Regions from separate parts of the Homo sapiens genome. Here all the other regions are linked to region 1. A link is a contact called in ENCODE Hi-C or POLR2A ChIA-PET data. All regions are on one chromosome and are shown on one strand. Each heading gives the region's core, a stretch centred on a gene start or an enhancer-like site at or near the end of the contact. The rest is flanking DNA. Distances are from core to core; before and after follow the strand shown.

What was found. A loop is a pair of places that touch in the nucleus more often than their neighbours do. ChIA-PET counts read pairs that join two places held with the same protein, here RNA polymerase II (POLR2A). Pooled maps may share reads with other maps.
Region 2: a loop to region 1 is called in a map of naive thymus-derived CD4-positive, alpha-beta T cell, with 5 times the contacts of the local background. The contact joins the promoter of UBE2J1 here to the promoter of CFAP206 in region 1. A Hi-C loop is called at or near these places in 1 of 168 maps with a recorded cell type or tissue (naive thymus-derived CD4-positive, alpha-beta T cell) and 7 of 50 pooled maps. POLR2A ChIA-PET finds 5 or more read pairs at or near these places in 3 of 52 experiments (CD4-positive, alpha-beta T cell, Panc1 and activated T-cell).
Region 3: a loop to region 1 is called in a pooled map, with 2.0 times the contacts of the local background. The contact joins the enhancer-like site here to the promoter of CFAP206 in region 1. A Hi-C loop is called at or near these places in 1 of 168 maps with a recorded cell type or tissue (breast epithelium) and 1 of 50 pooled maps. POLR2A ChIA-PET finds 5 or more read pairs at or near these places in 1 of 52 experiments (HCT116).
Region 4: a pooled map shows a loop between it and region 1 (4-fold over the local background). The contact joins the enhancer-like site here to the promoter of CFAP206 in region 1. A Hi-C loop is called at or near these places in 2 of 50 pooled maps.
Region 5: a pooled map shows a loop between it and region 1 (1.9-fold over the local background). The contact joins the enhancer-like site here to the promoter of CFAP206 in region 1. A Hi-C loop is called at or near these places in 1 of 37 single-sample maps with no recorded cell type and 2 of 50 pooled maps. POLR2A ChIA-PET finds 5 or more read pairs at or near these places in 1 of 52 experiments (OCI-LY7).

Annotation. Positions count from the first base shown.
Region 1 is chr6:87,404,117-87,410,221 of GRCh38, reverse strand. It overlaps CFAP206 (cilia and flagella associated protein 206), which reads right to left and starts at 2,250. Exons shown (of 13, transcript NM_001031743.3): 1 at 2,133-2,250; 2 at 275-387. The coding sequence starts at 382.
Region 2 is chr6:89,350,019-89,356,123 of GRCh38, reverse strand. UBE2J1 (ubiquitin conjugating enzyme E2 J1) reads left to right here and starts at 3,402. Exons shown (of 8, transcript NM_016021.3): 1 at 3,402-3,585. The coding sequence starts at 3,555. RefSeq lists silencers at 2,941-3,040, 3,051-3,760, 3,791-3,850 and an enhancer at 3,147-4,096.
Region 3 is chr6:89,032,930-89,039,034 of GRCh38, reverse strand. No RefSeq gene overlaps it. Among named protein-coding and RNA genes, the nearest start is that of PNRC1-DT, 45 kb to the left of the region's middle. RefSeq lists a cis regulatory region at 2,834-3,668. Within about 2 kb of position 3,439, at least 29 of the 41 ENCODE cell types and tissues checked have a DNase peak (open chromatin) inside an H3K27ac peak, as active enhancers do; they include breast epithelium, where a contact is called at or near this core.
Region 4 is chr6:88,658,810-88,664,914 of GRCh38, reverse strand. All of the region lies in intron 14 of RNGTT (RNA guanylyltransferase and 5'-phosphatase), which reads left to right. Among named protein-coding and RNA genes, the nearest start is that of RNGTT, 300 kb to the left of the region's middle. Within about 2 kb of position 2,239, at least 2 of the 41 ENCODE cell types and tissues checked have a DNase peak (open chromatin) inside an H3K27ac peak, as active enhancers do.
Region 5 is chr6:88,613,559-88,619,663 of GRCh38, reverse strand. RNGTT (RNA guanylyltransferase and 5'-phosphatase) reads left to right here. Exons shown (of 16, transcript NM_003800.5): 15 at 5,269-5,392. Among named protein-coding and RNA genes, the nearest start is that of RNGTT, 350 kb to the left of the region's middle. Within about 2 kb of position 3,528, at least 3 of the 41 ENCODE cell types and tissues checked have a DNase peak (open chromatin) inside an H3K27ac peak, as active enhancers do; they include OCI-LY7, where a contact is called at or near this core.

The DNA.
Region 1 (6,105 bases), core at 1,001-3,500:
GGCAAACAAAAATACACGTCAAAAAATTCCCACACAGGAGAACATTATTGATGTTTCCAAAACTCATCAAGGTCTTCTAAATGTCTCTATAAATCTAGAACTCACATGCTCTATAAACTTTTTAAAAATGTTTTCACAAATTTGTCCAATTATCTCGTTATGCTTCAACTGAAAAACATTTATGAAAGCCTCACAGAATTTAAAGGGGAAAATGGACACCACATCTTAAAAAACCTCTTAATAAAACAGTAATCACAAAAATATTTCTTCTTACCATAAAAGCAATCAGAGTTTCAGAAACAATCTCTCCATGGGCTGCACATTCTTGTCCTATTTCTCGTATAATACTCCTTATAACACTTTCGGCCTGAGTTGGAGGCATTCTGGCTAAATAAAACAACAATTTTTTTTAAAAAAACCGTGGTTTTATGCAAATTTATTTTTTTCCTCTTTTGATTTCTGCAATATTGTATTTGTAAACAGTCATAATATCATCTATTAGCTTATTAGCATTTTTATTAGTATCTAGGCCTCTCCTGTTTTTCATTATTTTTAAAAATGAAGGACTTTATTGAAGACAGACAACGATTGGGATTTCAAATAATTGAAACATTTGATAAATAACATTTTCAATTATTTAAATTATGGTCACTAAACATATATTCCTATCATGATATTCTTAATTAAAAAAAAAAAAAAAGGCTAAGCAGGCTGGGCGCGATGGCTCACGCCTGTAATCCCAGCACTTTGGGAGGCCAAGGCAGGCAGATCACCTGAGGTCGGGAGTTCGAGACCAGCCTGACCAACTCAGAGAAACCCCGTCTCTACTAAAAATACAAAATTAGCCGGGAGTGGTGGCACACGCCTGTAATCCCAGCTACTTGGGAGGCTGAGGCAGGAGAATCGTTTGAACCCGGGAGGCGGAGGTTGCGGTGCCATTGCACTCCAGCCTGGGCAACAAGAGCGAAACTGTGTCTCAGGAAAAAAAAAAAAAGGCTAAGCAGTATTTGTAGGGGAGGGAGGTAAAATTAATGAGAAACCCAAGAGTACAGCTTTAAAAGGAGAAATGCTTATTCCACCACATTCATTAAATGACCCTTCAGAACTGTACTAGAATCTTGGAAAACAATTCTTGCTCAGATCATTAAAATGATCTTTTCCGCACATCTAAAATAGAGTTCAGACTCTCGATAAAAAAAAGCATTTACTATAAGGAAAAAGTGGTAGGTTTTGATCGAGTTTTCTGATTTTCCTGAATATCAGTAACTAAGCACAATGGAAGTTGGCATGTAGAGTATAACAAAGGCAATATCAGGTAGATAAAGCCAACTCCTCAGCATTATTAGCTTTCCAATGGATGAGTACGAAGCACTAGGCATTTTGTCCAGTGAAACCAGATTGCCTGGATTCCATGGTGACCCGACCACTGTCCAGCTGTGAGACCTTGGGCACTTGCTTCACTTCTTTCCAGAGGTGTGAGGACTAAATTAGTCCTGTTTTTAGTGGTTACAACAGTGCGCGGCTTAAGGGAATCGCTTAAAACAGCTTATAATCAGTACTCCAAGATCACAGGCAGCGCATGCGCAAGTGCCAGTCAGTGGGAGAGTCCGTCGCGCTCCGGATCTGTGTGCGCGCTCCGGATCTGTGTGCGCGCTCCGGATCTGTGTGCGCGCTCCGGATCTGTGTGCGCGCTCCGGATCTGTGTGCGCGCTCCGGATCTGTGTGCGCGCTCCGGATCTGTGTGCGCGCTCCGGATCTGTGTGCGCATGCGCGCCGCTGCCGGGTCGCTAGGGACGCGGCTCAGCACCTTCCCTGCACCCACCCTCCAATTACTAAGTCTCCCGAGGTCCGGCTTCTGGGGTAGCCAGTGGAGCGAAACAGAAGCGGGAGGCCTCAGGCACCCGCGCAAAGGCTAGAGGGCAGCCCTGCAGCCCTGGGGTGGCGCCTCCGGCAGGAATGGACCGCTGTTCCAGCTCTGCGGCGGCGCAGCCTAAAGGATCGAGACTGAGAGCTAAGTCTCGACGAGGCAGGACGCGGTCCTCCAGCCGCCCGAGCTCCGCCAGCCGCCCCAAGCTCGCCGCCTGGCGGGGTACGCCTCCGGGTCAAGGGCGCGGAGCCCCGAGTAGGCTGACCTGGATCGGAATCGACAGCAGGAGCCGTGTCTGTCTGCTTCTGTCCTGGGGCCCTCACCGCGACGGTCGGAGCAGTTGGGCGCTCGCAGCCACCGCCGCGTAACCATGGAGATGGAAGGCTCCGGACCAGAGGGGGCGGGGCCAGGTGGGGGTGGGGCGGGGTCCCACTTTGAGGGTCTTTCCCCCAAAAGATGGGCTGGAAAAACTTTAAAAACAAAGGAATTTCAGGCAGAGACATCTTAACCTCCGTGGTTAAGACTGTGAAACACAAGTTCTCGTAAATAAGGATATTAACTTGCTAGCGTGGGAATGATGAGGCGGCTTTGAAAGCGGGGTGGGGGAGAGGGAGGAGCCAGTTGGAGAGGCTGGGAAAACGGAAGGGCTGTATCCTGGGCAAATAGAGTTCTTGTAAAAGTATCTAGTTTTAAAAAACAAAAGTAAAAAGTATCGAGGTTTTATTTCATGTCCCGTTGTTCAAAGGAAGTCTGTAACAGAACGCTCCAAGATGCCCGAAGAGAAAACTGCTCATTCAAGAAGCACATGATAAGAACACATTAGTGTCCGAGTCAAAATAATGAGGTTTTATCCCTTAACGATAATATCGTTAGGCCCACCTTCAGACGTGAAAGTGTGAAAAAGGATTAAATACTCATTAGAAGGAGAGCATCAAACAACAAGGTTTTATTTTTAAACAGTAATTTTTCTCAAACTGCAAACAAATATGCAGAATATGCTTTGCTTAAGGACATTCCCTGATTACTAGGAAATGAATCAACACAAAAACTCAAGAATATACATCATAATATAACACAATTTTATTTCCGCCTTCTAGAAAATGTTCCCGGAATGTGGAAGAAGCTTGTGTAAAAATAGATGTTCAGAGTAACAAGATTTATAATAGCACAGCCTTAGAAATCTAAACACGTTATTTAAGTAAAATATCAGGCAGGTATTTAAAATTATGTTAACAAAAACCTTGTGTTTGTCTTATATTTGTTAAAAGCCAAATGCGAAATTTTTATATAATATGACTTAAACTATATTGACATACATATAATGCACAAAAAGTGTAGGTCAGTTTTTCAAAATCACAGCAAGCAATTAGATCTAAGGATGGAATTATAGGTAAATTACTTTTATTTCTTTATACTTTTCTGTTTTTTCTAGATTTTTCCATAATGAGTATATATTGTCTTATGATCTATAAAACAAAATTTAAAAATACAAGGGAGATGAGACTGGCTATTTGTAGAGAATGAACCCAATTTAGATATACAAATATACTGTAAGTATACAAGGTAAAGCAACCAAAGGACGGTGAGATAGCAAAATTTTAACAGTGGTTGTAACTTTGTAATGGCTTATGGCTGATTTGTCTTCTTTATACTTTAAGATAGCTACCAAAATGTCTTCCATGAGCATATATTATATATTAGAATATTAAATATCTTTTAAGATGGTAAGAATAATACCATCATATTAAGTATAGTTTTAAACTAATGGGCAAATCCTGGCACAAATACTCCCTGAAGTATGTTTGATACTGTTAATTCCTACTTAATGTCAATGTTTTCTTCTCTTTCTGTTACTAATTTAACCCTGTGTTGGGAATGACAGTGTTCTCTTTTAAAAAAAAAAATCTCTCAACCTCTTTCTCAGTGAGAGTGGCCTGTGACATGGTCTAGCCAATGAGATGTAAGTGTAATCACTGGATGAGGTGTCAGGGAAAGCACTTCCATTTTATGTCTATTGCCTTTCCTTTTCTTTCTACTTGAAATGAGAATATGCTGGCTGAAGCTCCAGCAGCCTTGCTGTGAACATAAACATGAGGGTCACATCTTAAGGATGGTGGAACAAAAATGAAAAAGGAACCTGAGTTCCTGGTAACGTCATGGAACAGCCCTATCAGCTTCTTGACTGGCTATCTCCAGACTTTGCATGAGAGAAGATAAACTCCTATTTTATTAAGCTACTATTATTTGGGTTTTTTGCTACATTCAGCCAAACTGAATCCCTGACTGCTACAATGGGTATGACTTTGGAAGTATTATTTAGCGTTTTGTGCTACATTGAATTATTCTCCCTAATCCTTCATGCCTCTTAGCATCCACACCTTTGCCATGGACTTTGGTGGAGTATACTTCCCCAATCCTTGATTTTGAATTTAGCCATGTGACTTGCTTTGGCCAATAGGTTGTGGTGAAGCAACGGTGTGCCAAATCAGATCCAAGATCTTAAAGAGACCCCATATTTCTGCTTTCTCTCTTGTGCCTGTATCATTGCCATGAGAAGTACATACAAAGCAAGCTCTTTGGTCCCAGAATCACATGCATATGGCACAGAATTGCCTGAACCGATCTTTTAGTAAGATGCAGAGATGCCCAACTAGGGCCCAGCCTAGATCAGCCAAACTCCAGTCAACCTGTAGATGTGTGATAATGAATGAGTATTGTTTTAAACCGCTGAGTTTTTGAGTGGCTTATTATACAGTATAAGTGTGGAAAGAGTTCATTTATAAACCTTTCAGTGATTTAAATTTCTCATTTATAAAACAAAACAATGGTATCTATCTCGTGGAGTTGTGAGAGTAAAATGAGATAGCCGTCATGAAGCACTTAGCACAGCATCTGACATAGATAAAAGGATTCATAAATTTTAGAAACTAGTATTTTATGACCTTTATCATGGTTATTATTGACAACATCAACTATGACAATATATTTTATACTCCCATGGTTTATTGGACTTCTAGTCTTTGTAGAACTATTTGTTCCTAGTTTTAACACGGCAGCAATGGCATTTAATTAAAAAACACGGAGGAACCAGAGTGCATCCAGAGAATAAGAAAAATTTTGTCAGAATAAGATAGAGAGAACTGGATATATTTACCTTGAGAAAAAGAAGGCATGAGAACTCTTCTCAGTTTTGTTAAAAGAGAAACCAAGTTTTATGTTGTTTCAAAACACCAGATTACAAATCTACATAAAACAGTCTTAAAATAGAATTGTGATGGAAGTCATCCTAGAAGAAGTGAAACCCATTTTATCAAATGTTTTTTATCTAAAAGCTAAAAGATTGCCTTTAAGAATATTGTAGAATTAATTTCTTCTGATTAAGTATCTTTAATATGTCACAAACTGTTCAACATTTAAAGAGAGAATTATATATTTTTCCTTTTCCTCAGGCTTTAAGAAGTTTTAAGCTCAAATGAGTTGAGCTTCTTAGCATGTTTAATAATTTTTTATTGAGCCGGGCACGGTGGCTCACGCCTGTAATCCCAGCACTTCGGGAGGCCAAGGTGGGTGGATCGCCTGAGGTCAGGAGTTTGAGACCAACCTGGCCAACATAGTTAAACGCCGTCTCCACTAAAAATACAAAAAATTAGCTGGGCACGGTGGCGGGCGCCTGTAATCCCAGCTGCTCGGGAGGCTGAGGCAGGAGAATTGCTTGAAGCTGGGAGGCGGAGGTTACAGTGAGCCGAGAGATCGCTCCATTGCACTCCAGCTTGGGCAACAAGAGCGAAACTCCGTCTCAAAAACAAACAACAACAACAAAAAATAATAATAATTTTTTATTGAATACTGGACGTTGTGAATTGCATCCTTGTTCAGTGTCTGAATTGTCCCCCTTTAGGAAGGGTTGTGCTGTTTTTTTCAGCCAGTTATTTGTGGATGAGTTTGATTCATTTGTGGACTGTTTTTAAGCTTTATTAGGGTAGGTCTAGAGTAGTCTTCATTCCAGAAATAATTTGACCTTACTACTAATTAATAACTGCTCAGAGGTCTTCAATGAATTCCTTGGTTTTCACTGAGGACTCTTCACTCTGGCTGGTCAGAGCTCAAATGTCTTCTCATCCTCTGTGAGCTCTAAGAATTATTTAGCTTATACTCCCTGGTCATTCTGTGCTCGACTGTGTGGATTGTCAATCCATACATGAACAGCCAAGTACTTAGCAAAGTCTCAGATTTATGAA
Region 2 (6,105 bases), core at 2,153-4,652, 1.9 Mb before region 1:
TGCTAAAGAATAAGTAAAATGTGTGAACCAAGAATAGCTCGGAGGTTGTAAGAAGCATATACTTTTTTCAAATAGTGGAAAACTCAAATGTCACAAAACAGCCTGATTCTTTTTAGTGTAGCAAAAAAACCCAAGTTTCAGAGTCAGAAGACCTGGACTTGAATCAGGGTTCTTTCATTTTCTAGATAAGTCACTGAAGTTTTTTTTGAATAAGTCATTGAAGCTTTAAGAACCTTTATAAAATATATTTCAAAGTATTCAAACCAAATCAAGAAATAGATGAAAATCTAGAAAAATTTCCTCTCATTAACATAAAAAATCATATGCCAGAAAGATAATAATCTGTAGTTGAAAAAACTGAGAAGTAGACACTTGATTTCTCTGAGACCTAAATTATCTTCATCTGTAAAATGGGTATAAATAATCAGTGCCACTTCCAAGGCTGTTATGAAGAATAAATGAGTTGATGTTATGTCAAGTGCCTGATAAACAGTAGATGCTAAAAAACTATAGTCCAGACCTTGCACAAGGATGCAAATGGCGGTGGAGAAAGGGCCTGCACTTCAAAGGACTTCTGGTTCCTAACTAAGGAAAAGATGAATTACACAGGTCAAGGATTGTGGTTCTAAGATGTTTTCTAAGATTCTGAAACATTTTAAACCTCATCTTTTGTCATTTTTATTAGTTACGAAGTCGGCTTTAAGGATTAAAAAAAAAAATCTTAAAATGAAAAAAAAAAGGAGTTTTCCTTAGGATCATCAAAAGTAAAGAAAAAATTACCCCAAATTTGATCTTGGATTAAAACTTTACCTGATATAATTTGTAAATTTTTCTTGAAAGAAATAAGTGTTCTAGTTTAAAAAAATAAGCAATTTTTGGATAAGAAATTTTCCAAGGAAATGAGCTCCCTTCCCACCCAGCTGTCAGTCAAGAATTTAGTAACCTTTAAATAAAATTACTCTTCTCTTTGTATCTGTCTTTTTGAGACAGGGTCTCGCTCTATCACCCAGGCTGGAGTGCAGTGGCACCATCATGACTCACTGCAGCCTGCTCCTCCTCTTCCATCCCCCAGAGCTCAACTGATCCTCCCTTCTCAGCCTCCAGAGTAGCTGGGACCACAGGTACGTATGCCCGGCTAATTTTTGAGTGTGTGTATATTTTTAGTAGAGATGGGTGTCACCATGTTGCTCAGGCTGATCTCGAATTCCTGAGCTCAAGTGATCTGCCCACCTTGGCCTTTTTTTTTTTTTTTTTTTTTTGAGATGGAGTCTCATTCTGTCTCCCAGGTTGATCTCGGCTCACTGCAACCTCCGCCTTCTGGGTTCAAGTGATTCTCCTACCTCAGCCTCCCGAGAAGCTGGGATTACAGGCATGCACCACCACACCCAGCTAATTTTTGTATTTTTAGTAGAGACAGGTTTTTGCCATGTTGGCCAGGCTGGTCTCCAACTCCTGACCTCAGGTGACCTGCCCGCCTTGGCCTCCCAAAGTGCTGGGATTACAGGCATGAGCCACCACACCTGCCAGCCACTTCTCTTTTCTCTGTAAATGTCTCTGCTGAGAGAAATTTTGGAATTGGCTTTGATCTTGGAGCATGATTGTAATTAAGCTTTGATATGTGCCCATAATTAAATTGTTATGGGCACATGTCCACAATAAATTGTTGTTATTGTTGTTAACCAAGGAAGGAGAGATTGTTATTCCTACTGAACCAGTCCTATGGGAGAAGAGCCCCAGGGAGCAGTGGAGGTGGTGGTGGCTAAAGGAGAGCCCCAGAGGACAACTGCACCCAGAGATTGATGGACCTTGGAGGCTGAATAGCAAAAGGCTTCTAGTACTCAGCTATCAAATAGGAACGCATTATATACAGCACCTGCTTTGCAGGCCTTGCTGTGGTAGGGCCTACTGCACAAATTAGGGGCTTTTGTAGAGCTGTGGCAGGAGAGGGTGTCAAGTGTCAGTTAATCTGAAGATTCAACACAATGAATGAATGAAGCAGCATTGGAGTTTGGTTTTGTTTGCATATCTCAGTCAGTCAGATTATCAGTTTACTATACAGAAAACAACATCAGGGAATGATTTAAAATATACCATCTAATTTTAGATATCCTTCACTTTTTTACTCCCAATTTCATCAAGAAACTCACAGATTTAGATTAACTTTAACAATAGAAAACAAATCAAATTTAAGAGTTTATGTCTTTATATAACAGAATAAAACTTGCCCAACCTGATTAACCCTTTCTATCCTCCCCACCTTCCCAATCCCTCCCTCCTTTCCTTTAGTAAGGTCCCTACTCCTTAAGTCTTTTGAACTCAGTCCTCTCTCGATCCCACACATTGGACAATGAAGCAGTAAGTGTGTCCTTTGAAGTTTAACCTTTCATATTTGTATGCTTTCCCTCACATTAAATGTAATTCCTTTTTTTGACAGCTTTTACATCTAAACAAACCAAAAAAAACAAAACTCCTGCAATGCCTAAAACATGTCGTGCACCTAACACACTACCCGAGAAAAAAATTGTTATGAATATCCAACTCTGGCCAGAGCCGTGGCTCACGCCTGTAACCCCAGCACTTTGGAAGGCCGAGGCGGGCGGATCGCTTGAGTCCAGGAGTTCGAGACGAGCCTGGCCAACACGGTGAAACCGTGTCTCTAACAAAAATACAAAAAATTAACCGGGCATGGTGGCACACACCTGTGGTCCCAGCCACGCTGGAGGCTGAGGTGGGAGGATCGCTTGGGCCCGGGAGGTAGAGGCTGCAGTGAGCCAAGATCGCGCCACTGCATCCCAGCCTGGGCGACAGAGCGGTGACACCGTCACACACACACACAAAATAAAAAATAAAAAAAATCCTATTCCATTTCCTTGTCACTGGCTTTCCCCCTCCTCACTTAACCCCCGCCCCTCGCAACAGCAACTGAATCTAAAAACAAAGCCTTTCCCAGACCCTGCGGGACCGCGCGCGGGCAGCCGGCTGCGGACAGCTTTGCAGCCGGAGCCCGGCGCCCCCTCCGAGCTCTCGAGGGCCCGGGGGTCCCGGACCTCGCCTACAGCGGGCAGGGCCGGGACGAGAGGACGAGGACGCCGCTCGCTCCTGCACCTCCCCAAGCCGGCTTCGCCGGGCGGGCGGCGGCTGGGTAGTGACCGACCGCCACGAAGCTACTGCCACGTCAGGGCAACTTCACAAATCCCGGACGAGGGCGGGTGACGCAAGCCGGGCGGCCGCGGCAGGGCTGGGCCTGCGACTACCCGAGGAGGCTGACCTCCAGCCCGGGCGCCCGGTTCAGCGCCGCCCCGGCCGGCGCCGGTGCCTGCCAGGCACTCAGGGAGGCGGGGGCGCAGTGGAGGAGGCGGCGCCATCGCGAAGCGAGCGCCTCGCCCGCACTCAGCCTTGCCACCCCGCCCGCAGTCCAGGCTGGACTGGGCGGCATTTGCCGAGGCTCCTCGGCCAGGCCCCGTCCGCCCGAGCCGCGCTGAGACCCGGGCAGCGGCCGCGTGGAGAGGAGGTGGCAGCGGCCCGGGAGGCCGGAGCCAAGCCAGCGACCCACCATGGAGACCCGCTACAACCTGAAGAGTCCGGGTGAGCAGGGCTGGGGCCCCTGGGCGAGGAGGGCGGAGTGACCCTGGACCCCGGGGTGGTCGCCGCCTCGGTCCCCTCGCGTCTGGCGCCACTCGCGGCTCAGCTCCTGGTTTCGCGCTCTACGCGAGACCGCCGCCTGCCCGGGAAGTACAGGCCGCAGGGCGAGGTGGCCGGGTGGACGTCCGCTGCCAATCCCCCGGCCGGCCAGCGCGCCCCGCAGCACCCAGCCTCTCCCTTTTCTCATCTTCGCCTGGTCCCGTAGAGCTGGGTCAGAAACTCATCCCTGAGAACAGGTGTAAAGGTGATGTCGGTGGGCGATAGTCATCAACCCCCTCGCTGTACCTGGTCGCTATTCCCTCCCTGTCGCTGCCACCGGACTTCTATTTACTTCTATTTACTGCCGGCTGATTTACTCACATTTGAGGAGTTGGTCGTTTAAATATCCTATTTGCAGCACTTGGGCGAATACAATTACAGACATAAAGGAAATGTTCTGTAACTAAACCAGTTAACTATAGAGCTAAAGCAAAACAAAACAACAACAAAAAAACACCTCGTTGAGCCCTGTTCTTGAGAGCTAACCTTGATTTTTGCCAGACTGGCTAATATGAAATGTATCTGTATTCAGTCGTAGCGATTCCTTTCCTGCATTTAATGATCCTGCTTTATATTTACACAAGCAGTCCCAGCAATCCTAGCCTCTAATTACTTTCTGGTGCATTATAAAGATAAGCAACTAGCTTTCTCAGCTTAATAAAACAGGCTTGAAATGAATCATTGGATCCTCTAAATGGTATTTTTTCTATCTGTACCTTGATACATTTTGTCAGGGGGAAGAAACTCCACAGTTAACTCTGCATGATAAACTCTAGGATATTAGTGATGATTTCACCAACTTTTGCTGTTGCTTAAAATTTCCTTCCAAAAAAAGCTGTTTCTCAGTAGGAATTAGCAAGACTAGCATCCTTGTGGAAAGAGTTGACACTGTGAATCTTTGGGTTTTTTGTAAGGTTTCAGAATATGCAAAAACCCCAGAAAAGCCTGAGGATATTGATTGGAGGGAGCTTTGTTAGCCTGAGTGCTGTCAGGCTAAGAAATGTCCTTAGGTGACCAAGTGTGTAGAACTGGTCATAATATTTTAGGAGCCACTGACTCCTTAAAAAAATCTGATGAAGACCTGGCACGGTGGCACACGCTTGTAATCCCAGCACTTTGGGAGGCTTGAGCCCAGGAGGTGGAGAGCAGCCTGGCCAACATGGTGAAACCCCGTCTCTACTAAAAACACAAAAATCAGCCGGGCATGGTGGTGGCGCACTCCTGTAGTTCCAGCCACTCGGGAGGCTGAGGCAGGAGGATGGCTTGACCCGGGGAGGAGGTTGCAGTGAGCCGAGATCGCGCCACTGCACTCCAGTGTGGGCGACAGAGCGAGACTCCATCTCAAAAAAAAAAAAAAAAAAAAAAAAAAAAAAGAGAATCCCGGGGTGGGGAGGGAGGAAGAAAAGACCAAAGAGAAAGAGGGAAAGAAAAGCTTAATTTTTAAGCTAGATGGTAAAATGATTGAATTATTTACATTGTGGTATATTTAACTGGAGCTGTTTGGGTAAAAATGTATGGTGGCTCCCTGGTCACACGGTTCCTTAGGACAGCAGAGGTGCTTAGTGAAAGGTCCAGAGGATAATGCACATGTGAGTAGTAGTGCAGTTTAGAATGGAGAACTGGTGGAACCCAAGAGATTGTTGTCAGAAAACATCGCTCAATTTCGATAGGTTAGACTTAATACTATGATGATAAGCTTTTAAAAATCTCCAGAATTTTGTATATTTCCAAAGTATGTGAACTATTGTCAGCTGGTTGAGCTTTGGTTGACATGCTTCTAGCTGTGTCATAAATTGCTTCCTTTTTCTGGTTTCATTTCCTCAAAGATAGTGTTGCTGCTCTAAAAAAAAAAACACAATGCTTCTTAAAAATCTATTTTTGTTAGTGTGTGAATTATTTGGAGTTCATGGAGAAGTTGAATTAGGTAAGATATGGGACTTACTGAAAATGCTGGGAGGCATTGTGAAAATACTTCCTTCCTTTGCTTTATTCTCAGTCCTGTGGTATTTTTAGAGTAATGCCTGTGTGAAGGGGAGCAACTGAAAACTCCAATTTCCTGTGTATGGCAGGGTGCACACACACACACACGTAAAATACCAACATACCAGACAAACAAAAAACAACCACACAATGTGAGGGATATAATCTTTTACTCTTTATCTGATGTGGGATTGTCTTTGATGTATGAGTGGAAAGATTAAGTGAAGACAATACAGATAGCTGGTTAAGGGCCAGTGTACTAGCATGTGGATATAGTAAATTTTTTCATTTCATAGGTGGGGAAACTTTTTGCTTTATGGTTTTTTTTTGGAATGGACTTGTGATTATGGATAGAGCTGTTGTGTAGGATCACCTCACAGTAGTTGTCTGTGGTAGTTGTCAGTAGTTGTCTATGGATCTGCTACTGTAGTAGCAGTAGTTGTC
Region 3 (6,105 bases), core at 2,190-4,689, 1.6 Mb before region 1:
GAGCTTGCAGTGAGCCGAGATCATGCCACTGCCCTCCAGTCTGGACAACAGAGAGAGACTCCATCTCAAAAAAAAAAAAAAAAAAAGAAAAAGATGAGGGTATTTTAGAGTATGTTGATAGGCTGATTGAAATGATTTAGTAGAGAGTAAAATTTGACTGTGCAGAACAGAGGGATAATTTCTGAGGTAATTATCTTTGAGTAGGCAAGAGAATATTGGATTTAGTACACAAGTGGAGACAATGACCTTGGACAGGAGCTTAGTTTATCCATGACAACACTCATAGGAAGGCAGAGAAAATCGTAAATGTGGTAAAGGTAGCATGTAGAAGACTATTTTTCTGGTTGCATCCTCTTCTTAGGGAAAGGGAGGTAGGGTCATCAACTGTGTAAGATTTAAGGTGAGAAGAGAAGGTGCAAAAAAGTGAACGATTTAGGGAAATGCAGGATTGTCAGGCAGCCCTAAGGGCACACCTAAGGATAGTGGTCATAATTTAATGTGAGCCACTTCATATGGTTAATTGTTTTCCTCCAGCCATGTTTAAAGAGGAGCAGGTGTGATATGGTTTGACTGTGTCCCCACCCATATGGTTTGGCTGTAGTCCCCATAATCCCCACATGTTGTGGGAGGGACCTGGTGGGAGGTAATTATGGGGACCTCCATGTTGTTCTCATGATAGTGAGTGAGTTCTCATAAGATCTGATGGTTTTATAAGGGGCTTTTCTCCCCCTTTGCTCTGTACTTCTCCTTGCTGCCACCAGGTGAAGAAGGACATGTTTGCCTCCCCTTCTGCCATGATTGGAATTTTCCTGAGGCCTCCCTAGCCCTGTGGAACTGTGAGTCCTTTAAACCTCTTTTTCTTCATAAATTACCCAGTCTTGGGTATGTCTTTATTAGCTGCATGAGAACAGACTAATACAGTAAATTGGTACCAGGAGTGGGGTGCTGCTGTAAAGATACCCAAAAATATGGAAGCAGCTTTGGAACTGGGTAACAGGCAGAGGTTGGAACAGTTTGGAGGTCTCAGAAGAAGATAGAAAAATGTAGGAAAGTTTGGAACTTCCTAGAGATTTGTTGAATGGTTTTGACCAAAGTGCTGGTAGTGATATGGACAATAAAGTCCAGGCTGAGGTGGTCTCAGATGGAGATGAGAAACTTGTTGGGTACTGGAGCAAAGGTGACTCTTGTTATGCTTTAGCAAAGAGACTGCTGGCATTTTGCCCCTGCCCTAGAGATCTGTAGTACTTTGAACTTGAGAAAGATGATTGAGTGTGTCTGGTTGAATAAATTTCTAACCAGGGCCCAAGGGCTGTTTAGTCAGTGGGTGACGGATCCTGCCAGGACTGGGTCTTTCCCTTCAAGGCAGTAGTTTCCCTTCGGTCCCAGAGTGTGTCTAGACATGTTGTCTGGGAACTAGGGCTTGAAATAGGGCCTCATGACTCTGACCAGTGCCCTATCCTACTGTGGCTGAGCTGGTATACAAGATGAAAGGCAAAGTCATCCTTTTCTTCCCTCTCCTCTTGTCAAACAGAAGGAAAAGTTCTCTTCTGGAGCTGTGAGCTGCACTGCCTGGGGTTGGGGGAGGGGTGGCATAAGCACTCCTTTAGCTGCCCTGGCTGATGTCTCATTGGGGCATGTGCTCTCCAAGTCCACTAGTTCCGAGCCCAGCACAGCACTAGGGCTTGAAGTCCTTGCAGCCTAGACTGTCATTCAAGTTGATTTAGGGCTCCAGAGCACTTCAGCCTGTAGTGTGAGGCTCGCCAGAACTCAAGTTCCAACCACCGGGATGGGTGATTTCCCCTCTGGCCAGGGCTGGTCTGAATGCTGCCTCTGTGGGTGAGTGTCAGCTGAATTCAGTCTGGTTTTTCTTTCTGTTGTGACAGGGCATCACTGAGTTCAATGCAAAATCTCACAATGCTGGGCTTTCTGTCTCCCAAGCACACATTTCTCTGTGCCACGCAACAGCTGCTGTGGGGGTGCAGGAGGGGATGAGGGGTGGGTGGTGTTGGCAATTCAGGGCTGTCTTTTATACCCTCTTCAGTGCCTCTTTCAGTGAGATGAAGTTAAAGCCAGGTACTGTGAGTGCTCACCTGATTTTTGGTTATGACGGTGTTTTTGCCCAGGCTGGAGTGCAGTGGCATGATCTCGACTCACTGCAAGCTCCGCCTCTCAGGTTCATGCCATTCTCCTGCCTCAGCCTCCCAAGTAGCTGGGGCTACAGGTGCCTGCCACCACGCCCGGCTAATTTTTTGTATTTTTTAGTAGAAACGGGGTTTCACCATGTTAGCCAGGATGATCTCGATCTCCTGACCTTGTGATCCGCCCGCCTTGGCCTCCCAAAGTGCTGAGATTACAGGCACAAGCCACCGTGCCCGGCCAATGATGGTGCTTTTTTATGCAGATAGTTATTAAATTTGGTCTTCCTGCGGCAGGGGATAAGTGGTGGGGACTTTTATTCTGCCATCTTGCTTCATCCCCCAGTTACAGACTTTTTGTGGCCTATCATTTCCTCTTGAAATTATCATCTATTGAAAAACTGAAATAAAAAGCTCAAAAATGAATTCTTATTGTGGTGATGATTGTGCAACTCTGTGAATGTACTTAAAATTTTTGATTGTGCACTTCAAATGGGTGAATTTCATGGAATGTAAAAAACCACAAAAACTGTTTAAAAAACTGAATTTATATTTATTAAATACTATAATGACATATTTGAAATTTAAAGTCAAGGTCTAGCTTAAAATAGTGCTCAGTGTTGATGTTTTTAAATAATTAAGTAACCTACCAGAGCATAGTTCTAATAAAAGGAAAATCCACTGGAAAAGAACTAGGTCACTCATTATGTGTTTCTAGTACTCGTTAATATGAAACAGAAGTGAAACTGCATCATTGCCTGGGATTACTGGAGTTTGCATAAGGCTCCAGGAAATTCCTTACTTGCAACACTCCTTGGCCAGCACTGTATCTGCCTTGTCCTTTCTGATAAAGTCCACCCCATGTTGTCTATGTACTTGTCCTTAATCTTTCTTTGCTTGTCAGTTGGCTGGATATGCTCTACTGCTAGGAGTGTAACCATTTTTAGTCCTGACGTAGGAAGACAGCTAGAAGATAGTAGTAAATTTTGCTGACAGGAAAAAGGCCAAGTTGGAACTCGCATGCATGTAAATCATCCTGCTAGTTAGTCATTGTTCTCACCAATAACACTACGGATCTGGAGTGTGACTTGAACAGAGCGGCTATGTGAATACTCAGCTGGCCTGGTTCCTGCGGACTTTGGAAAGCCCTTAGGTGGGACCGGAGTGTTCTGAGGTGGGGCGTGCTGAGTCATGTCTTCTCAGCTGCTCTTTTGTAATAATTATTCCTGACAGTGACCAGTCACTGAACATTCCAGGCTTACGCCTGTGTTACTAGACTTTTTATGTTTATTGCCAAACTGAAATGCTGAAAACACCCAGCAGTGGTAGGTACACTGCAAGTCTCCAGTCAGAAGGCCTCCATTCCGGGATGATTAATATCACGTGCCAGTCCTGTTGCTCTGCTTCTCCTCCCAGGATGCTCCAAGCTCCCAGCTGCACTCCCAGCCCATCCAGGCTGGACACCGGGCACCTTCCTGTCTCAGCTCACATTTCGCCTTCCTGAAGATCTGAGACAGTCTCTCCCAACTTCACGCACTGGCTCTGCCACTTACCAACTGTGTGACTTACGGATGGTGGTTTGGCAGTAGATGGTCAACACAGATGATTATCTTTCCTGGCTGTTCTAGAGTAACAATACCATCACTGTCCTCTGATTGGAATTTGCTTCATAATTTAGCATTTAACCTTAAACTCTCTTGTACCTTTGCCCACTATTTCGTGTGGTGTTTATTTTGTTTCCTTAGCCTAAAACCTCCCTGGGAAGACAGAAAAGGCTTTATTTTCTTTTGGGATCCTTTTAGAATGTGTTCTCCATTCACAGAGCAAGCTTATGCAGGCTTTGAATATGTCACAGTTGGTGGGCAGTTTAGTTTGTTGACACCACTGTTTTCAGTTCCATTAGGTTGGGGCAGTAGGATCAGATCAGGTAACGAGGGTGTCAGGGCATTGGGACTGAGTTGAACCCAACGGACCATGGCTGACTATGATGTGGAGGTTGTCTCATTGCATCAGAAGAGTTCAGTTTTTCAGAAAGTGGAAAGCCCTCATTTACGTCATCAGTCAAAACAGAGGGCTTCTCTTACAGCCTAATACATGAAATGTCTATTTCTCTTCTTCATTACAGACACCCAGTTGCCCTTGCCAGAAACTTGAGTCATTCTTAACGCTTCCCTCTTGACTTCCCTCATTGCCCAAGCTAAGAGTGTCAGCAAGATCCAGTAGACTCAACCTCTCTGTGTCTCTGCAGTCTGGCCCTCCTCTCTATGCCCTCCCCGAGGCTTTAGTTCCGGCTTCCATCATGTCTTATTGGCATCTTTATAATAACCTCACAGCAGGTCTCCCTGTCGTTCAATTTACTTCTCTGTCATTTACCTCCAAAATTCTGCTGCCATTATCTTTCTTAAACAACAGTCTGATCATGCCACTCATATATATATATATTTTTTTTTTTTTTTTTGAGGCAGTCTTTTTCTGTTGTCCACGCTGGAGTGCAGTGGCACATTCTGGGCTCACCACAAACTCTGCCTCCCAGGTTCAAGTGATTCAAGTACTGGGATTACAGGTGTGAGCCACCACACCTGGTCAGATTGGCATGTTGCCAAAAAATCATTCTGACTACAATACGGGGAATAAATTGAAGAGGGAAAATTAAATTCTAGGAATTTTTTTTTTGAGACAGGAGTCTTGCTCTGTCACCCAGGCTGGAGTGCAGTGGCGTGATCTCAACTCACTGCAACCTCCACCTCCCTGGTTCAAGGGATTCTCCTGCCTCAGCCTCCCGAGTAGCTGGGACTACAGGCACCCGCCACCACGCCCGGCTTTTTTGTATTTTTAGTAGAGGCGAGGTTTCACCATGTTGGCTAGGATGGTCTCGATTTCTTGACCTCATGATCCACCCGCTTCGGCCTCCCAAAGTGCTGGGATTACAGGTGTGAGCCACCACACCCGGCGAGTCTAGGATCTTATAATTACATTTGTAGCAGCCCTGCTTCCTTAGTACAGGCCTATACTTGACACATAGCTGATTTTCACTTTGTATAATTTCACCTTAATTTGCTGTGCCAAAGCAGATAACATTGTTTTACAGGTTTTGGAAAGAAAAAGGCAAAATGATATAAACAATTGTTCAATTATTTAACGTTATTAGGGCATGGAGCTGCCAGTTTATTTGTCTGATGCTTTAGAAAGTCCCCTGCTTTCCTGTGCTGGAAATTCCCATGGGTAGACAGTTCAGGGAACCAATTCCAATTCTCTCCTCATGGACTTCCTCCTTCTCTTGGTTTCAGATCCACTTCTATGTAAGTGGATCTGAAGATTTGCCATTTATATGGGAATTTACTATTCTAAAAAAGTATTTCAAAACAGCAGAGAAAAGATGAAGTATTCAATAAATAGCATCAAGATAATTGTCTAGTCATTTGGAAAATAAAATAAAATAAAATTCCTACCTCACACTAAGATCCTATGTTTGTGATCTTGGAGTTAGAGAAAGCCTTAAATAAAACACAAAAAGGAAAAACCGTAAAGTAATGAGTAGGTAAGAAATATTTTATATGTAGGTATATGTGGATATAGATATTTACATAGATATTTATCACATAAAATACATAGAAAGACTACTAACGATTAAAAAAGGCAAACACTACATAGAAAAAAAAGGGACAAACTATATGAAAATGTAATTCTATAAATAGATGTCCAGGCCAGGTGCAGTGGCTCATGCCTGTAATCCCAGCACTTTGGGAGGCTAAGGCAAGCAGATCACTTGTGGTCAGGAGTTTGAGACCAGCCTGGCTAACATGGTGAAACCCCGTCTCTCCTAAAAATACAAAAATTAGCTGGGCGTGGTGGTGTGCGCCTGTAATTCCAGCTACTCAGGAGGCTGAGGCAAGAGAATCACTTGAACCTGGGAGGTGGAGGTTGCAGTGAGCTGAGATCGTACCACTGCACTCCAACCTGGGTGACAGAG
Region 4 (6,105 bases), core at 990-3,489, 1.3 Mb before region 1:
GCCTTTTTAGACAAGGGGGCGACCGGGGTGGTCACTACTGAATGTTCAGCACCAGTATTGACCAGAAACTTAATGTCCTTGCCCCCAACTGTCATTCTGACCATGGGCTCCTTGGGGGCACGTGAGCCTGGTCCCCTTCGGTCCAATAACCCCTCAGCCAGATTGAACAAGGCTCCTTCGTCCTTGTCTGGGGTCTTTTGCTCTGAACCACCTTGCTTTTCTTTCAGCTGAGGGCACTTATCTTTCCAATGTCCTGTCTCTTTACAATAGGCGCACTGGTTACGTTGCAAGCGTGGACGGTCAGACTGGGTATTTTTCCTGGAGCCCCCATTCCCTTGTCCTTTCAGGGGGACCCCTCTAATAGCTGCAGCTAGTAGGTCAGCATTTCACCGGGTTGGCATTCACCTTCTTTGCGGCTCTCTCTGCGGCTTGCTGCATCTGTATTTACAAACACTTGGTTGGCTATTTCCAGTAATTGGCGACGTATTCATACCTGCAAACCCAGCCCGTTTCTTCAGCTTTCTCCTAATATCCTCTGCGCTTTGACTAACTAAGGCCATGTTAATCATGCGCTGATTTTCAGGGCTGTCTGGGTCAAAGGGAGTGTACATGCGATAGGCCTCACACAGTCTCTCATAAAATTGCACTGGACTTTCTTGCTTTCCTTGGATAACCTCGGAGACCTTGTTTACGTTTGTGGCCTTTTGGGCTCCTCTCCTCAACCCTTCTAAGAGTGCTTCCCTATACCGCATTAGCCTTTGCATACCCTCTGTCTCGTTTGGATCCTATTAAGGGTCAGTTCCTGGTAGCTGGATCCTCACATACTCTTGGGGGTTCTGATAATCAGCTGGAACATGCTCTTCCAGCCACTTAGTTGCTACCTCGAGCACTCTCCTCCCTCATCCGTGTTAAAGAGGTACATGAGCAACTGGTGGCAATCAGCCCAAGTGGGGTTATGAGTTTGGATAATAGTTTGGAGCAAGTCAATCAGAGCTTGCAGCTTTTCTGTATAGGATGGGATGTTATTTTTCCAGTTGAGGAGATCGGCAGAGGTAAAAGGTTGGTACACAAAGGCACCCCTACCATATGCCCCTCCTCATTTACCCCAGTATACCGTTGCTCTCTTAGGGGCATTTGTGTCCCAGTTTTAGGTTGCAAGCAAGCTGCCAAGGGAGGGGTTTCTCCCAAGCTTCATATCCTCTTTTGTCTATTTTAGGTGGCCTTGGGGTGTGCACACCTTGCAGAGGCTCAGGGGCTGTGGGCTTCGATGTGGGGAGCCTCTCTTCTTGGTAAGGAGGGGCACCATTGGTGCCATTTCTGCCATGCATCCTCTGATGTGGGGTCGGACAGAACCGTAGGAGCTGACTTCCCTCGGCGGGTGGAGCAAGACTTTTCCTTGGCTATCTGTCCCTTTGCTACTAGTACTGCTGCAGCCTGTCCTCTTAGCCACTGTGAGGGGTCTAAAACTAGCTGCAACCAAGTATCTATGTATGGTAACTGGTCTGGGTGTCCTGATTTATCAGTTACTTTGTGCCATACCTTTGAAACTAGGGACCTGTCTAGGCTTCCTTCTGATGGCCATCTCACCTCTAATGCTGGATAGTCTATCTCACATAAAGCCTTAAGCTTTCCAGGTGTCATAGCAATTCCATAGTCCCCATTGAATCCTTTCTTGAAATTCTTTAACATAGTTCCTAACAGGGTAGGCTTACTTTGTATTTTACACATTTTCCTCTCTCAGGAGACAAAACAACACTCTTACCACAAAGGGGGAAGGGAAAAAGGGGCAAAAGGTCACTCACTCACCAAGCAATTCACACTAAAATCAAAGTATGGATAAGGAATTACTCATTCATCAAGCAATTTGAGCCAAGTCAGAGCCGAAATCATAGCCAGAACAGTTCAAATCCAAAAGTCAATAGTGAAATCTAAACCAAAACAGTTCAAATCTAGTCAAAATGAAAACCAAAACCAAAGTGCCAAGAAAGCCATGCTGTGGGTGATCAGCCCACACTTCCACTCAGATGGAGTGGGCCAGTTCCAAGGCCAGTCTTACCATGTTCCAGATGTCCAGACTCCAATCGCCGATTCCTTCCCGGTGTTCAACCGCTGTGTTAATTCTCCACGGGGGTCTGCCGCACACTGCTGTGGCAAGGCATTTGACCAGGGCAATTGCCTACGCGAGAGTGCTCCCAGGATCTGCTTTGCTTAAGCTCGCCGGAGTCCTCCCCAGGGATGCTCCACAGGGCAGGCCTAAGCCGCCTAAGAGGCTGCCTCAACTGTCCACTAATCACCTCGCTTCCAGGTCAGGGAACCAAGAAATGTAGCAGGAATGGTTGCAGACAAAACCTCTCGGACACTGGTTTTATGAAGGAAGAGGCTTTAATCAGCTGGGAGCATTGGTAGACTCGCATCTCATGATCTGAGCTCCCCAAAGTAAAGATTCCTGTCCCTTTTAAGGGCTTACAACTCTGAGGGGTCCATGTGAAAGGGTCATGATACATTGTGCAAGTGGGGGCTACGTGACTGAGAGCTACATGCATCAGTGATGGGGGCTAGCAGAACAGAACAGAAAGTTTCAGAAGTCTTCCTCATACAATGTCTGGAATCCACAAGCGGTTAGGTCAGGAGTTGATGTTTAACTACCAGGCACGGTTCTTGGCACCAAGCCATCTGGCTATTGATCTCACTTCTTCTTTTAACCTTTTGCTTTCTCATGAAATAGGAGACAATGGGAGAGGTGGTCTACTTCCTTAAAGGTGTGTTTCCTCTATGCCGATTTTGCCTAGGGTTGTAATCACAAGGAATGCTAGATTTTGTCAAATGCTTTTTCTGGATCCATTGATATGGTTTTTGTTTTTAATTCTGTTTATGTGGTGTATCACATTTATTAACTTGCATATGTTAAACCAACCCTGCATCTCTGGTATGAAAGCCACTTGAAAGTGATGTATTACCTTTTAAATATGCTGTTGGATTCAGTTACACAGTATTTTGTTGAGGATTTTTTGCATCTGTGTTCATCAGAGATATTGGTCTATAGTTTTCTTTTTTGTTATGTCCTTCCCTGGTTTTAATATTAGGGCAATAATGGTTTCAGGGAATGATTTAGGGAGGATTCCCTCTTTATCTTTTGGAATAGTTTCAGTAGGATTGGTACCAACTCTTTGAATATGTGATAGAATTTAGCTGTGAATCCATCTGGTCCTGGACTTTTTTTGTTGGCAATTTTTTTTATTACTATATCAATCTCACTACTTGTTATTGGTCTGTTCAGAGTTTCTGTTTCTTCCTGGTTTAATCTAGGAGGGTTGTATATTTCCAGGAATTTATCCCTCTCCTCTAGGTTTTCTAGTTTGTGTGCCTGAAGTTATTCATAGTAGCATTGAATGATTTTTTTGTATTTCTGTGGTATCAGTTGTAGTATCTCCCATTTCATTTCTACTTGAGCTTGTTTGATTCTTCTCTCTTTCTTCTTTTTTGGTTAATCTCACTAACGGTCTGTCAATTTTTTTTAACCTTTTCAAGGAACCAGCATTTCGTTTTATTTATCTTTTGTATTGCTTTTTGTTTGTTTCAATTTCGTTTAGTTCTGCTCTGATCTTTGTTATTTCTTTTCTGCAGGGTTTGGGTTTGGTTTGTTGTTGTTTCTCTAGTTTCTTGGGGTGCGAGTTTAGATTGTCTGTTTGTGCTCTTTCAGACTTTTTGATGTAGGCGTTTAATGCTATGAACTTTCCTCTTAGTACCGCTTTTGCTGTATCCCAGAGGTTTTGATAGGTTGTGTCACTATCATCATTCAATTCAAAGAACTTTTTAATTTCCATCTTGATTTCATTGTTGACCCAAAGATCATTCAGGAGTAGATAATTTAATTTCTATGTATTTGTATGGTTTGGAGGGTTCCTTTTGGAGTTAATTTTCAATTTTATTCCACTGTGGTCTGAGAAAGTACTTGATATAATTTCAGTTATCTTAAATTTATTGAGACTTGTTTTGTGACCTATCTTATGGTCTGTCTTGGAGAATGTTACATGTGCTGATGAAAAGAATGTATATTCTGCAGTTGTTGGGTAGAATGTTGTGTAAATATCTGTTAAGTCCATTTGTTCTAGGGTATAGTTTAAGTCCATTGTTTCTTTGTTGACTTTCTGTCTTGATGACCTGTCCAGTGCTGTCAATGGAGTATTGAAGTCCCCCACTATTATGGTGTTGCCATCTATCTCGTTTCTTAGGTCTAGTAGTAATTGTTGTATAAATTTGGGAGCTCCAGTGCTAGGTGCATGTATTTAGGATTGTGATATTTTCCTGTTGGAGACTAATCCTTTTATCATTGTATAATGTCTCTCCTTTTCTTTCTTTTTTTTTACCATTGTTGCTTTAAAGTCTGTTTTGTCTAATATAAGAATAGCCACTCCTGCTCACTTTTGGTGTTCATTTGCATGGAATATCTTTTTTCACCTCTTTACCTGGAGTTTATTTGAGTCCTTATGTGTTAGTTGAGTCTCTTGAAGACAACAGATAGGATACTTGGTTGGTGGATTTTTATCCATTCTGCTATTCTGTATCTTTTAAGTGGAGCATTTTGGCCATTTACATTCAATGTTAGTACTGAGATGTGAGGTACTGTTCTATTCATCATGCTAGTTGTTGCCTGAATACCTTGGGCTTTTGTTTTGTTTTCATTGTGTTGTTTTATAGGCCCTGTGAGATTTATGCTTTAAGGAGGTTCTATTTTGGTGCATTTCGAGGTTTTAAGATTTAGAACTTTTTTAGCATTTCTTGTAGTGCTGGCTTAGTAGTGGCAAATTATCTCAGCATTTGTTTGTCTAAAACAGACTATCTCGCCTTCATTTATGAAGCTTAATTTTGCTGGATACAAACTTTTTTCCTGACAGTTATTTTGTTTCAGGAGAGTAAAGATAGGACCCCAATGCCTGCTGGTTTGTAAGGTTTCTGCTGAGAAATGAGCTGTTAATCTGATAGGTTTTCCTTTATAGGTTACCTGATGCTTTTGTCTCATAGCTGTTAAGATTATTTCCTTTATCTTGACTTTAGATAACCTGATGACTATGTGCCTAGGCAATCATCTTTTTGTGATGAACTTCCCGGGTGTTCTTTGAGCGTCCTGTATTTGGATGTCTAGATCTCTAGCAAGACCAGGGAAGTTTTTATTGACTATTCCCTCAAATAAGTTTTCTAAATTTCTAGATTTCTCTTCTTCCTCAGGAACACCAGTTATTCTTATGTTTGGTCATTTTAACATAATCCCAAATTTCTTGGAGGCTTTGTTCATTTTTTTTTTTTAATTCTTTTTCTCTTTGTCTTTGTCTGATTGGGTTAATTCAAAAGCCTGTCTTCAAGCTCTGAAATTCTTTCTTCTACTTGTTCTAGTCTATTGTTGAAACTTTCCAGTGTATTTTGCATTTCTCTAAGTGTGTCTTTTACTTCCAGAAGTTGTAATTGTCCTTTCTTTGTGGTACCTATTTCTGTGGAGACTTTTTCAACCATATCCTGTATTTTTAAAAAATTTCTTTAAGTTGATTTTTACCTTTCTCTGGTACCTCCTTGAGTAGCTTAATAATCAACCTTCTAAATTCTTTATCAGACAATTCAGATTTCTTCTTGGCTTGGATCCATTGCTGGGGAGCTAGTGTGATCTTTAGTGGGTGTTATAAGAACCTTGTTTCATCATACCAGAATCACTTTTTTGGTTCCTTCTCATTTGAGTAGACTGTTTCAGTGGATAGATCTGGACTTCAAGGGCTGCTGTTCAGATTCTTTTATCCCACAGAGTAATCCCTTGATGTGTTGCTCTCCCCCTGTATGTCAGGGTTCTCTAGATGGACAGAACTCATAGGATAGATGTATATATGAAGGGGAGTTTATTAGGAGAATTGACTCACACGATCACAGTGAAGTCCCACAATAGGCCGTCTGCAAGCTGAGGAACCAGGAAGCCAGTCTGAGTTCTAAAACCTCAAAAGTAGGGAAGCTGACAGTGCAGCCTTCAGTCTGTGGCCGAAGGCCCGAGAGCCCCTGACAAATCACTGGTGTAAGTCCAAGAGTCTAAAAGCTGAAGAATCTGGGAGTCTGATGTTTGAGGGC
Region 5 (6,105 bases), core at 2,279-4,778, 1.2 Mb before region 1:
TTAACTCTATGTACAAAAATTTATTTATAGTCTCATATATTCATTCCACACCCCCGTTCTTCTTTCCTTCTTTCTCCCTCTGTCCTTCTTCTTAATAATAATTTTTAATTCTGACCAAAATAAGTTGTGGCAGTACTTTCTTAGCATAACCTGGACTGTTGAAGAGTAATTCTGTTCTTTAAAAAAATCCCCAATGGGCTGGGTGCAGTGGCTCACCCATGTAATCCCAGCACTTTGGGAGGCCAAGGCCAGAGGATTGCTTAAGCCCAGGAGTTTGAGACCATCCTGAACAACATGGGGATACCCCATCTCTACAAAAAAAATTGCAATATTAGCCAGGTGTGGTAGTGCACAACTGTGGTCTCAACTGCTTGGGAGGCTGAGGCGGGAGGATGACTTGAGCCAAGGAAGTTGAGGCTGCAGTGAGCTGTGACCGCACCACTGCACTCCAACCTGGGTGACAGACTGAGACTTTGTCTCAGAAAAAAAAAAAGAAAAATCTGTGGTAGGGAGCCCCATGGAGAAAAGGTGGAAGCAAGATAAAAAGACATGGAAGCCAACCTGAGAGTTTTCAGTGGCCAAAACTAGAACAATTTGAGCAATGAAATAAGTGACGAGTATTTTATTATAAACCAAATAATAAAATAAATATCCATGAGTCCATACCAATACAGATAAGCAATTAAATGAATAAATAGGGGAGAAGGGACAAATCTTTCTTATGGAAGAACTCTAGATAATAGATGTAGAAGGAATGGAGGATACAGAAAAATCCCATTAGAACACCGCAGGAATAATTGCTCAGGCAAGAGTTACAGATGAATGCCAAAATTAATAAGTGAAACTTTTCTTTGAGCTGCTAATTTAAAATCTTGAGAAGTACTAGATCCGTTTTCATCTGATAGTTTCTTAACCCCAGATTATTTATAGATTCAAATAGTATAAAAGTGTGGTATGCAATCAGATGGATACAGGCAACAAATTTTTTTCAACATAAAATATATGGTGTGTTGCTCTGTTTTTTTCAGAAACAGTAAAACCTCATCAGTTCAATGTAATTTGGGGTACAGATGTGAAATCTTGTTTTATAAATATTTTATTCTTTTTACTTTCAAGGTCTCATTAACTCAAACTAGGATAACAGTTGATTAGAAGACCTGATGGGGTCCTGTTTTAGTAAATAATAATATGTAATTGGCTGAGGATGATTATTGTCATAGTAACAAATTAGATCTAAAATTAAACTCCTCTCCCTTATACCGGTCATTCTTTTGATCCGACCATTATTGGAAACTGTTTTTAGTTTGTATACATGTGGGAGATATTATTTTTATTAGTTAAATATATTTTACCACCTAACCAAATGAGTAACTTGTAGTGCATCTATCTTGGGACTATAACTGGTGTGATCAATGAAGAATGATGTATTGTTCTTAAATACGGAAATACGTTTAGGTTAGTAGTGGCAGGTACGTGCATTTTCTGGAAAGCTCTGTTTACCAGATTTTTAGTGGCCAAGGAGATACACAGATAGTTAATAGTACTGCTTAATTGTTACAGTCAGATTGAGTAACATAATTTATAGCAATTCTGAAACTGAGAACACAAGAATGATAAGCTATATGATAAAGACCACAGTTGCTAGTCAGCAAAAGTGCAGACTACACATTGTTGACTAGCAAGCCATTCTTGTAAAGTACATATGATAAAATTTTCTTGACAGCTGTTTTCAAAGTCAGCCTTCCTATGTCATCATGGTTCCTTTAGTAAATTTACTTCTAAGGTTTTTTTTTTTTAATTAAGCAGTGTTTCTTGCTGAAAGAAATCAAAGAAGATACAAATAAATAGAAAGACATTGGTGCTTGTGGATTGGAAGACTTAATATTGTTAAAACATCTATACTACTAAAATGCATTCCACCCCTATCAAAATCCCAATAGTATTTTTTGCAGAAATTAAAAAACTATCTTAAAATTCATACAGAATCTCAATAGACCCCAAAAGGCCAAAACAATCTTGAGAAAGAACAAAGTTGGAGGCCTCACACTTCCTGATTTCAAAACATACTTCAAAGCATCTAATTTAGATGGCATACTTAATTACTGGCATAAAGATAGAGATACAAATCAATGGAGCAGAATAGAGAGCCCAGAAATAAATCATTGCATATATGGCCAAATGATTTGCCACAAGGGCGCCAATACTACACAATGGGAAGGGACAATCAATATCTTCAACTAACAGTGTTGGGAAAGCAATATCCACATGCAAAAGAATGAAGTTGAACCCCTACCTTACACCATATACAAAAATTAACACAAAAATAAAGACCAAAACATAAGACCTTAAACTATTAAACTTGTAAAAGATAACATAGGAGAAATCTTTTTTTTGGAGATGGAGTCTCCCTCTCTTGCCCAGGCTGGAGTGCAGTGGCACGATCTCAGCTCACTGCAAGCTCCGCCTCCCAGGTTCATGCCATTATCCTGCCTCAGCCTCCCGAGTAGCTGGGACTGCAGGCACCTGCCACCACGCCCGGCTAATCTTTTTGTATTTTTAGTAGAGACAGGGTTTCACTGTGTTAGCCAGGATGGTCTCGATCTGACCTCATGATCTGCCCACCTCGGCCTCCCAAAGTGCTGGGATTACAGGCGTGAGCCACTGTGCCCGGCCAGGACAAATCTTTAGGACATTGGATTAGGCAATGATTTCTTGTGTGCAACACCAAAATCATAGGCAACAAAATAAAAAATAGACAAAGAGGACTACATCAAAGTTAAAAACTTATGTACATCAAAGGAATCAATCAGCAGTGTGAAAAGGCAGCCTACAGAATGGGAGAAAATAATTGCAAATTGTACATCTGATAAGAAGTTAATGTCCAGAATATATAAGGAACTCCTACATCTCAACAACAATAAACAACCCAATTAAAAAAATTGACAAAGTTTCTTGTATACTGAAGAAAGTATACTGAAGAAAGTATACAGCCAATAAGCACATGGAAAGATTCTCAGTCATTAGTGAAATGCAAATCAAGACCACAATGAGATAGCACCTGACACCATCAGGATGGCCACTATGAAAGAACAAAAAGTTTAAATTAGAGCACAGTAAACAATGGGCGTCAATTTTTTTTAAAAAAAAAAGGAACAAAAACTAACAGGTGTTAAGGATGTGACATTGGAACCCTTGCATACTGTTAGTGAGAATGTAAATTGATGCAGCCATTATGGAAAACAAAGGGGTCCTCAAAAGATTAAAAATAAAATTATGATCCAGTGATACTGCCTCTGGGTGTATAGCCAAAATAATTTAAAACCGGATCTCAAAGAGATATTTTCACACCCACGTTCTTTGCAACATTATCCAAAATAGCCAAGAGGTAGAAGCAGCCCACGTGTCCATTGACAGATGAATGGCTAAAGAAAATGTGGTGTATACATACAGTGGAATATTATTCTACCTTTAAAAAGAAAGAATTTCTGTCACATGCTACAACATGAATAAACCTCAAGGACATTATGCTAAGTGAAACAAGCCAATCACAAAAGGACAAATAGTGTGTGATTCTGTTAATACTCGTATGAAGTATCTAAAGTAGTCAAAATCATAGAAACAGAAAGTAGAAAGGCAGTTATCAAGGTCTGGGTAGAGGGGAAGGGGGGCAATTAGTGTTTAGGGAGTATAGCATTTCAGTGTTGCAAGATGGAAAAGTTCTAGACATACACTTAGCATTGCTGAACTGTACACTTAAAAATGGTTAAGATGGAAAATTCAATGTTTTTTTACCACAGATTTTAAAAAGCAATGTTTCATTGCCTAATTTTATATTTGGTTAACAATTTTACTGATTGTTCTATGTCCCAGGCACTTTCAATTATTATTCTTTCAGTGACCCAGTAAATTAGGAACTTGTTCCCCATTTTAGAAATTAGGAAATAGACACTGAAAGGTTTAGAAACTTATTTCTGTTAGACCTTACATGTGGTATAGCAAAACTGTGTTTACCTAACTGAATGAGTTGTCCAATACTTGCATATACACAGTGTTTCCAAAATAAAAGAATGGGTCCCTAGAAAGCAAGGCAAGAGAATTGAGACTAAAATAATGAATATTTGAGGATAAATTTGGCAAGTTTGCTACTTGGAATATCACTTTTTTGGGCATGTCTAGTTCCAAAACCACTGAGTGTATTGCACCTGTTGGATTTGTTGAAAATGCAGATGGTACAATCAAATGTAAAGGGAAAGGAATATAGTTTGAAAGTTTTTATGAAGACATGTGCTGCCTAATCTGCGAATTGAAAGCATCTTTTAAAAACTTACTTCTCGTCATATTCCTAGGTGGTAGTGAATATGTGGGTAGAAAAATGAGAATGTTTCAGATAATGCTAATGAAGTTAAATGATTGCAGTCTACCATATTGTGAGGAAAAGTTGTTAGCCATGAAAGATGAGGACAGAATTAAAATATTACCATGACTGGCATTTGATTTGAAAACTACAAAGATAAGCTTAGGTTCCTATTTATGAAAACCATTCTCACAGCCCAGTGAAATATCTTTTAAAAGGTTCGTAGTTACCATGGATACTTGTTAGCTTTGATAGAGTATCCATATTCAGTCATCTGAGGTGAAGAAGCCAAAAAACCCATCAACTAATGTCACAAATAGCTTCATCTGTAAATTTGTACTAGTTTGGGGATGGAAAGGCTAAGTTTCCTGAAGATTAGATTGTTGGTTAATTGTCACTGCTTGGAAAGCAAAATATTTAGGATGTACATTGCCTGAATTTGATCCTAGTATTCACTATTGATATGTAACTTTTTCATTTAACTAGTACACGGCATTTCTTAGATTTTAACATAGGAATTTAGATGGTTAGACCTTTCTGAAAGTTGATGAAACCTAGGCAGTATACTCAATTTCTGAAAGCCGTAGAGACACAGACAATATTGAAGGTATTGGTCCCCATGGTAACATATTTGCATTTGGCCCAGCATGGCTGGTTTCTGCCTAGCTTCTTTTAATTGCTATATATTGACAGCCATTTTCACAATTATTTATAAAATGTCGGATAAGTGAGCATGTGTACAAGGGAGTGCACACCATACCTTAAGCTTGATTAGATACTTCAGATGACAAAGAGCTCTCTGCATGAAGAGTTACTGAGGTATTTTTATCATTTCCTAATGTGCCTGTCACATAGTAGAAGCAAAAAGCCTTTCAAGTTATTTAAATATTTTCCTCAATTCTCTTTCAAAACAGGTGACAAAAGAGCTGAAACAGTATGACAACAAAATTATAGAATGCAAATTTGAGAACAACAGCTGGGTCTTCATGAGACAGAGAACAGACAAAAGTTTTCCTAATGCCTACAACACTGCCATGGGTGAGTATGACAACTTACCAGTGCTTATTATATTTAAAACAAAAATTAAGGTGTTAGACCCAAAGTGTGCTGCCTTTGTTGTTTTGCTTAATGGGGCATAGTCATTTGGACTTCATCCTTGTTTGATGGGAAAGATACGTCAAGTCTGTATTCTGTTTGGCTCCAGTTGGCTTGTAGGTTCTACTCTCTAAACTGGTGATCTTGTGCCCATGCACCCAAAAGAGAAGTTTAAAGGGCAGGATACTGGGCTGTATACAAGTTGAATTTATTGAACAACAACAACAACAGAAACCATGATAATTTCAGATCTATTCAAAACTATAAAAACCATTGTTTGCCAGATGGTAAAAGACAAAATTATCAGGGGAAAATGTAATTTCCAGCTCTTAAAATAGCTTTATAAACAATGGAGAACAAAGTAAACGAAAACCATTTAAAAAGACAAAATCTGCTATGCTATTCTTCAGAGTGTTCTTTGGGTACAATATGAATGCTTTGGGAATTCAGAATAGTAAGTTTCTTTCATGGGGAACAACACAAATTAATTGAAGTTTATAAGGTATACCACTACCAGTAGCAGTTGTTGTTCTGGATTGCATTTTTAGTGGAGTTGAAAAAAGGTAAAAACCAAGATAACAGGTTAATCAAACTTTACTTTTAGAATGTGCAGTTGATGAGGAGGATGATGATGATGATATGATAAGCTAATGAGA